Regions from separate parts of the Homo sapiens genome. Here region 2 is linked to region 1. Evidence: read pairs that join two places in POLR2A ChIA-PET (ENCODE). Cell type or tissue: OCI-LY7. All regions are shown on one strand. Each heading gives the region's core, and the rest is flanking DNA. Links, peaks and the distances in the headings are about the cores only. Region 1 overlaps LOC124900954 (a long non-coding RNA gene). Region 2 overlaps PDZD2 (PDZ domain containing 2).

The links. ChIA-PET counts read pairs that join two places held together with the same protein. Peaks named below come from ENCODE experiments on the same cell type or tissue, not always from the same donor. Only the 100,000 strongest peaks of a DNase experiment are listed, where the experiment ranks them.
Region 2: POLR2A ChIA-PET joins it to region 1 with 5 read pairs; 2 of 35 experiments call an interaction of 5 or more read pairs at or near these places.

What each region holds. Positions count from the first base shown.
Region 1 is chr5:32,529,200-32,533,589 of GRCh38, forward strand. It overlaps LOC124900954 (a long non-coding RNA gene), which reads left to right. Exons shown (of 5, transcript XR_007058719.1): 3 at 47-184; 4 at 2,623-2,717. Among named protein-coding and RNA genes, the nearest start is that of SUB1, 54 kb to the right of the region's middle. RefSeq lists enhancers at 2,458-2,567, 2,708-2,807. In OCI-LY7, for the core only: no CTCF peak of the experiment used is centred there; a DNase peak (open chromatin) is centred at 2,592; H3K4me3 peaks cover 1,223 bases; H3K27ac peaks cover 1,031 bases.
Region 2 is chr5:31,927,475-31,931,864 of GRCh38, forward strand. All of the region lies in intron 2 of PDZD2 (PDZ domain containing 2), which reads left to right. Among named protein-coding and RNA genes, the nearest start is that of MIR4279, 6.5 kb to the right of the region's middle. In OCI-LY7, for the core only: CTCF peaks have their summits at 1,949 (motif pointing right) and 2,152; a DNase peak (open chromatin) is centred at 1,947.

The DNA of each region.
Region 1 (4,390 bases), core at 208-4,207:
TGCCAAAGGATAATTTTCTTTTTTTTCTTTCCTTTTTTTTTTTTAGGCTAAGTCTCCCTCTAAGAGTAAAAAACATGCTGCCATCAAATATATAGTGAGCATGTGTCAAATATCAATCTAACTCATTTAATGAAGAGACCAGAAAGATAATAAATCTGGTTGAAGGAGAATTCAAGGAACAGAGGTTTGTATAGCAGAAAAGACATGCTGAAATAAGTTAGCTAGGTTAAAGGGAAATCTAGTTTATGTCCTACAGGTTAATAAACTATAATCTTTAGGATTGTCTTTTCTGTAGAATAGGAATCATTTGGGTCTCTAACAGACAAAAACCTACAAGTTAACACGTAACTTCATAGAATCTGGACCCTAATGATAATAATTAACAAGTCAAACAAAGGTACATTCTCCAGATGAATAACACTTGGGTGGACCTGTTCGGACAATGCTCCAGCATGACAGTGAAAGGACATACAATTATCTTTTTGCCTTAATTCTAAGATTAGGACATTAAAAAAAATAGAAGACTAAAAAATATAGAATGAATGTACAAGTGCTCCAACTGAAGTTTGGAAAGGGGAGGTCAGTCTGTTGGGGGGCAAGGCACAGGGGCATCTGCTTCATCAGGTCTTCCCCCAAAGCCATCATCACTGGATCCAGCATTCATTCTTTGAGAGCCAGCCAATGTTTCATTTTCTCTGTGAAGTCTGTCTAGATTTTCCTCTCACTCCCTATCAGGCAAACTGAGGTGGACAAACCTTGTTTTCAAGATGGTGATTGTGGCCTGGCACAGTCGCTCAAGCCTGTAATCCCAGCACTTTGGGAAGCTGAGGTGGGAGGATCGCTTGAGCCCAGGACTTCAAGACCACCCTGGGCAACACAGTGAGATCCTGTCTCTGCAAAAAATACAAAAAGTCTGGGCCGGGCACAATGGCTTATGCTTGTAATCCCAGCACTTTGGGAGGCTGAGGTCAGGAGTTCAAGACCAGCCTGGCCAAATGGCGAACCCCCCACCCCCACCCCTCCGTCTCTACTAAAAAACCAAAAATCAGCCAGGCTTGGTGGTGCACACCTGTAGTCCCAGCTACTAGGGAGGCTGAAGCACAAGAATCACTTGAACCCAGGAGGTAGAGGTTGCAATGAGCCAAGATTGCGCCACTGCACTCCAGCCTGGGCAATAGAGCAAGACTCTGTCTCAAAACAACAACAAAAACAACAACAACCAAAATTCACCATGCATGGTTGGCATGCGCCTGTGGTCCCAGCTACTTGGGAGGCTGAGGTGGGAGGATGGCTTGAGTCCAGGAGGCTGAGGCTGCAGTGAGCCGAGATCGCACCACTGGACTGCAGCCTAGGTGGCAGAGCGAGACCCTATCTCAAAAATAAAAAAGATGATGATTGCTGTCAAGTCCCTAGATTTTTTTCCTGTGACTTGCTTATCCCTGGTTTGAGCCAAGACACTCTATTACCCTTGTTCCCCTTACTTCCCAGACCCTATTTTTGTCTGTGGATTATACATGAGAGCCCATGTGAGGATTCCCACAAATAATTGAGATGGGGTGTGAAGGAGAATTTGAAAGTGAGAGCCCAGTTTTTTTCTTTTTTTCTTTTTTTTTGAGATGGAGTCTCGCTCTGTTGCCCAGGCTGGAGTGCAGTGGAGCGATGTCGCCTCACTGCAACCTCCGCCTCCTGGGTTCAAGCGATTCTTCCGCCTCAGCCTCCTGAGTAGCTGGGACTACAGGCACACACCACCGCGCCTGGCTAATTTTTGTATTTTTAGTAGAGACGGGGTTTCACCATATTGGCCAGGCTGGTCTCGAACTCCTGACCTCGTGATCTGCCCGCCTCAGGCTCCCAAAGTCCTGGGATTACAGGCATGAGCCACCACGCCCAGCAAGAGCCCAGTTTTTACAAACAACAGATGAGTGCTAGGGGGCAGGACAACGCAAGTATGAAATGAGACCAGCTAATGAGACCAGCTGCACGCTGGTTATACAAGTATCAGAGCTGCTTTGTCCCTTGGTCCCATGAGATACTACTCTATAAAACATGCCCAAAAGCCAGCCTCACATGTCTTTTTCTAGTTTATTTATTTATTTTTGAGACAAGGTGTCGCTCTGTTGTCCAGCCATTGTATTCCGACTCACGGCAGCCTCGACCTCCTGGGCTCAAGTGATGTAGTTGGGACTACAGGCACACACTACCACACCTGGCTAATTTTTGTATTTTTAGTAGAGACGAGTCTCACTATGTTGCCAAGGCTGGTCTTGAACTGCTGAACCCAAGTGACCCTCCCACCTCTGCATCCCAAAGTGTCTAGTTTCAGAACTTACTTTATTCAGAGGTGTAGCTATCTTTGGGACCAAAACTGTGAGCACTGAACCAGCGACTGGCTTGAGAAGAAAGCATTTCCAAGGCAAATAATAATCCAAGCTGAAAACAGTCCTCTTAGTGCACCAGAAGGGACCTTTTGGCAAGTGGCATCTTGCCAGAAAATTAACTCAAAACAAATCCCTAACAGCTCAGAGATGGTGGAGGGGAATTTCAGAAACAGTCAGCAGGGCAGGGCCATGCAACTGCTTACAGGAATTGCCTCACTCACACTTTGATGTTGATTCTCTGCAGAGCTTCCGCTGCTTCAAAACGGCGTGCAGGAGTCAGAGACATTACATCAGGAAGATACTGCAGAGATATTCTACTCCATCTCATTCATTGTACAGGTGAGGAATCCAAGGGTCAGAGATTTTAAGGAATTTGTCCAAAATCACAGAGTGGAGAACTGTGAGTAGAACTCAGATCGCTTGTTGCCTAATTCAGGTGTTTTCAACCCCTTATAAATAAGCCAGGGAGGTGTGGCACCCACATGATTTGCTTTCTGGCTGATGTATCTCTATTCCTAACGCAGAGCTCAGGCATCAATCGGTAAACATGAGGAAGAGATAGATGCGGCTCTATCTATCTAGTGTATGGGAGCAGCATGTGACATTGTGATGAGATGTGTCAGCACAGGCACAATTTAAAGCAGTGCCATGGCAACCGGCATTCACTCTGGCTCCAGATAGCACCGTGAACTACAGGGTGTAGTTGAAAATGGCTTCTCACCTAGGGAGTGGAATGTTCCAGCCTCTGTTTCCTGCAGTGAGTGACTCTAAAATCTACCAAGCAATGTAGCAACGAGACTGGTTCAGATTATTTACCAAGGGTTGGGGGTTTTCAGCGTAACTCACAGGAGAAATAAACTTGGCAGCCTTGGGAATCCCCAAGAATTACTGTGACTATCTGCAGAGCAGTAGGGTTTTGCTTTCTCTTAGAGCAATGCATTCTTTCAGTGTCTTCCCGGAGAACTAATACTTCAAAGAGGTGCCCTGGGCACGAGGGGAAGGTAATGGAGAAGGGCACCACCATTTGTTTCTTATATATTGCAGAATCTGCTGCTACCCTCCCCACAAATTCTTTTTTTTTTTTTTTTTGAGACAGGGTCTCATTCTGTCACCCAGGCTGGAGTACAGTGGCACGATCATGACTCACTGCAGCCTCGACATCCTGGGTTCAAGTGATGCTCCCATCTCAGCCTCTCGAGTAGCTGGGACTACAGGTGTGTGCCACCACACCCAGCTAGTTTTTGTATTTTTAGTAGGGATATTGCCCAGGCTGTTGGCCAGGCTGGTCTTGAACTCCTGGGCTCAAGCAATCCACTCGCCTCAGCCTCCCAAAGTGCTGGGATTACAGCCTTGAACCACCACACTCGGCCCCCACAAATTCTTAAACCATGGCCGTAGACCAGAGGAGATCTGGAATGAGTTAAGTTTCATCAGTAGGGTTGAGTATTAGGGTCATTTGTCCTGAGATGCTAAAGCCTCCTTGATTTTAACTTAAATGCTCATATCATCGTTCCTGAAACAGAACTGAAACAGAGACCACCTATGGTCTCCAGTATGTACATGCTCTTTTATTTTTATTTTTGTGTTTCTAATTGTGCACGTTTGACTAAAGACTTCCAGCTTCCCTGACAAGTAGGTGTAGCCAGATGACCAAGTTCTGACCGTTGCACTATGAATGGAAGTGGTGCAGCTTTCTGGGGTGTGCCCTGTCTTTGGGCCTCCCCCTCTTTTCTTGGTTGGCTTGCAGTTGTATTGGTGGCAAGTCATCTTGGACCATGAGGATGAGGACAACCCCCCAGGAATGGCAGAGCAATAAGATATACTCATATAAAAATATTGCTACTTATTTTATCACTACTAAAAAAAAGAAAGTGAGAGGTATCCAATATGCTAAATAAAGAAGACTACTTCTGAGTAAAATTCTCAAAGCAGACCTGCACTACCAGTCCTCCTTTAAAAAAAAAGGTTGGGGGGCTGGGCGTGGTGGTTCACACCTGTAATCCCAGCACTTT
Region 2 (4,390 bases), core at 231-4,230, 600 kb before region 1:
CCAGGCTCAAGTGATTCTCCTGCTTCAGCCTCCCGAGTAGCTGGGATTACAGGTGCCTGCTACCACACCCAGCTAATTTTTGTATTTTTTAGTAGAGACGGGGTTTCACCATGTTGGCCAGGCTGGTCTTAAACTCCTGAGCTCAGGTGGTCCACCTGCCTTAGCCTCCCAAAGTGCTGGGATTACAAGCATGATCCACCGCACCTGGCCTCCTGCTACTTTGAAGTTAGACTCTCCTTGCCCGAAGTGACTGGCCCTTTTCCATCTAGCTCCAGAAGATCTATGCTTATCTTTTTCAATGGACCTAATAGTCATTAATGGACCTTGATTCTATAAACTAGCCAGAGGTGACCCATGGGCCTAAGAGATGTGTGTCCTTGTCTAGGACCCAAGTCACTGGGCCACACCGACATGCACTTGCTCTCCAGCTATACCCCCATTTCACAGGGTGACTCATTGCCTTCCTCCATCTTCACCAAGATGGCTCCTTCTTGAAGAAAACCAGGCCATTTCAGTATGCCTACCCTCACTGAGAATATGTAAGGAGGAAAGAACAGGTCTCTGCCTGAGGGATGGGGACTGAGTTAGGATGAGCTGGGACTTCTCTGCACACAAATGGAAGTTTAAACTGAGATGGCCCTCTGCTGAAGGGGAGTGCAAATCAGACAGCCAAGGAGAGTGCTTGAGTATTTCACAAAGTCTTCAAAGCACTGCTTCCCTAAATATTAAAATATTTCACTATAAAAAGATGGGGTGGGAACCATTTGATAAAGTAAGATTTGGTCACACCAGTTAAAGGAATAGCTAGTAAACACTTCTGCTGACCTCAGGTGATCCACCTGCCTTGGCCTCTCAAGGTGCTGGTAAATACTTCTCAAACCCATTTGACCACAGAGTTAAGGAGCATTCTTTCATAGAGCATCTCCTTCTTTCATAGAGCATTTCCCAAAATATAGAATGTATTTTTGGAAAAACTAGATTAAGGTCATTAGAAAAATTACAAAGAATTTTTTTTTTTTGAGTCAGAGTCTTGCTCTGTCATCCAGGCTGGAGTGCAATGGCTCGATCTTGGCTCACTGCAACCTCCGCCTCCCAGGTTCAAGGGGTTCTCCTGCCTCAGCCTCCTGAGTAGCTGGGATTACAGGCATGTGCCACCACACCTGGCTAATTTTTGTATTTTTAGTAGAGATGGGGTTTCACCATGTTGGCCAAGCTGGTCTTGAACTCCTGACCCCAGATGATCCACCTCGACTTCCCAAAGTGTTGGGATTACAGGCCTGAGCCACGATGCCGGGCCAAGAAAAGAACCCTTGAAAAGAAAATTCAGAAGCACAGGAAAACTTTATCAAGGATCTGAGTTGAGAGTTTTGCCCTATGTTTCCATTTACTTACCAGAACTTAGGAGTATGCTGGACTCTGAAAGGAGATATAAGAGGGAATATTAAGGATCTAAGTTGAGAGTTTTGCCCTATTTTTCCATTTACTTACTAGAACTTAGGAGTATGCTGGGCTCTGAAAGGAGATTTAAGAGGGAACTTTTCAATGAATATTGATCCATACTTGCAATGAAATAAGTACCAGAAACAAACTGTCCCCCACCCTTGCTTGGGAGCCTCGTAGAAGCTGTGACCCATCCACCTGCTGCATGGCTGTGCTCAGCGTCGTGGAGTTTTGAATCTGAATGCTTTAGAAAGGGCATGTTGGCTCCAGACTCAGCGTCTGCTGTTGATTTTGTCCAACCTGCTTCTCTGATTCATTTAATTTTCTGCCCCCTGTCAGCATTTATGCTTGCAGCCCATAGAATGAAAGCAATCATGGTAATAATAAATGCAGTATAACCTTCTAAGAACCTGTGTCATGCTGTGTGCTACAGATCATTCTTTGTGGGAGGACTGTCTTGCATACCATCAAATGTTTAGCTGCATCTCTGGCCTCTGCCACTAGATGCCAGCAGCAATGCCCCACCCATCCTAGTTGTGACAGTTTAAAATATCTGCGGACAGTGCTAAATGTCTCCTGTGGGGCAATATCTTCCCCAGTTGAGAACCACTGGCATATGTGAAAGCACAGATACATGAAAAAGAGCAGTGGAAGGCCAGGCGCAGTGGCTCACGCCTGTAATCCCAGCACTTTGGGAGGCTGAGGCGGGTGGATCACCTGAGGTCGGGAGTTTGAAACCAGCCTGGCCAACACAGTGAAACCCCGTCTCTACAGAAAATACAGAAAAATCAGCCGGGTGTGGTGCTGGACATGTGTAATCCCAGCTACTCGGGAGGCTGAAAAAAAAAAGCAGCGGCTAGCATGACTATCTGTGGGTTTCATGATGCAGGCATTGATATAGTTTGCATGTTTGTCCCCTCCAAGTCTCCTGTTGAAATGGGATTTCCAACGCTGGGGGCTGGGGCCTGGTAGGAGGTGACTGGATCATGGGGGAGGATCCCCCGTGAATGGCTGAGCTCCAACCCTTTGGTGATAAGTGAGTTCTTGCTTAGTTAATGCGAGGTCAGGTTGTGCAAAGGTCTGGGACCTCTCCCCTCTAGCTCTCCTCGTGCCATGTGAAGTGCCTGCTTCTGCTCCCTTTTTGCCTTCTGCCACGAGTGAAAGCATTCTGAGGCCTCCCGAGAAGCCAGGCAGGTACAGGTACCATGCTTCCTGTACAACCTGCAGAACAGTGTGCCAGTTAAACCTCTTTTCTTTGTACATTACCCAGTCTCAGGTATTCTTTTTTTTTTTTTTTTTTTTTTTTTTTTGGAGACAGTCTCGCTCTGTCGCCCAGGCTGGGGTGCAGTGGCATGATCTCCGCTTACTGCAAGCTCTGCCTCCCGGGTTCACGCCATTCTCCTGCCTCAGTCTCCCAAGTAGCTGGGACTACACCACGCCCGGCTAATTTTTTTGTATTTTTAGTAGAGTTTCATGGGGTTTCACCATGTTAGCCAGGATGGTCTCGATCTCCTGACCTCGTGATCCGCCCGCCTCGGCCTCCCAAAGTGCTGGGATTACAGGCGTGAGCCACCGCGTCCGGCCAGGTATTTCCCTATAGTGACACAAAAGCCTGAATAACACAGGAATAGATGAAGAATGGTCTCAAATACGCATCAAGGTGTTTAGGCGTTATCCTTTGGACAACGAGAAATTATTTGAGTGTTTCAAGCAGATGTTATGTATTTGCCACTGGATACCTCTGTGTGCAGGATATACTTTAGGGGTAGACAACTGAGGAGGTGAGAGTAGTCTAGAGTCAAGGCCCTAAGGTGTGACTCAGTACAGCAGAAGGGGACCTCAAACTTGGCATGCCCTAAAAAACCCACTATGCGACCAGACGCGGTGGCTCAGGCCTGTAATCCCAGTACTTTGGGAGGCCAAGGCTAGTGGATCACTTGAGGTCAGGAGTGAGAGAGACTGAAGAAGTGGAGTTGACAGGACCTACCAGCAAGGGTGGAGGGGAGAGAGGAGCCAAGGGCGACTCAGTTGTGCTTCAGTGACAGGGAACTCATTGGCATGAGTTGGAAGAGGAGATACAGGAGGGGGAACCTGTCTGAGGGAGAGCATAATGGGATTGTTTATTTGAGGCAGGGTCTCACTCTTTTGCCCAGGCTGGGGTATAGTGGCGCGATCTCAGCTCACTGCAACCTCTGCCTCCTGGGTTCAAGCAATTCTCCTGTCTCAGCCTCTTGAGTAGCTGGGATTACAGGCACGTACCACCACACCTGGCTAATTTTTGTATTTTTAGTAGAGATGGGGTTTCACCATGTTGGCCAGGCTGGTTTCGAACGCCTGACATCAAGTGATCCACCTGCCTCAGCCTCCTGAGTAGCTGGGATGACAGGCGTACACCACTATGCCTGGCTAATTTTTGTATTTTTAGTAGAGACGGGGTTTCACCATGTTGGCCAGACTGGTTTCGAACTCCTGACATCAAGTGATCCACCTGCCTTGACCTCCCAAAGTACTGGAATTACAGGCGTGAGGCGCTGTGCCTGGCCGCATAGTAGATTTTTTAGGGCAGGCTGAGTTTGAGGTGGCTGCAGGACACCCAGCTGCAGCTGGGCAGGAGTTGAGGGTCTGAGCTCAGAAGAGAGATGGAGATTGAGGAGCTGGTGGCTCTTACTTGGTTGCTGTAGCTATGGAAGTAGATGGGATAATCCAGGTGACAGGAGGGAGGAACGAAGAAGCTGGTACCCCTCCAAGGCCCACCCTGGCCTGGCAGGAGGAATGAGACTGAAAAGGGGGCCAGAGAGCTGGAGGCAGCTCTGTCCACTAGAGGCTTATGGCTCATGGGACAGATTTGACAGCTAAGAAACAGATCTGTATACAATGAAGGCCCCAGAGCATGATGGTGTCAGTGTATGCTGCCGGCGTTGTGTGAGTTGAGGGTGTGTGAACTCCAGGA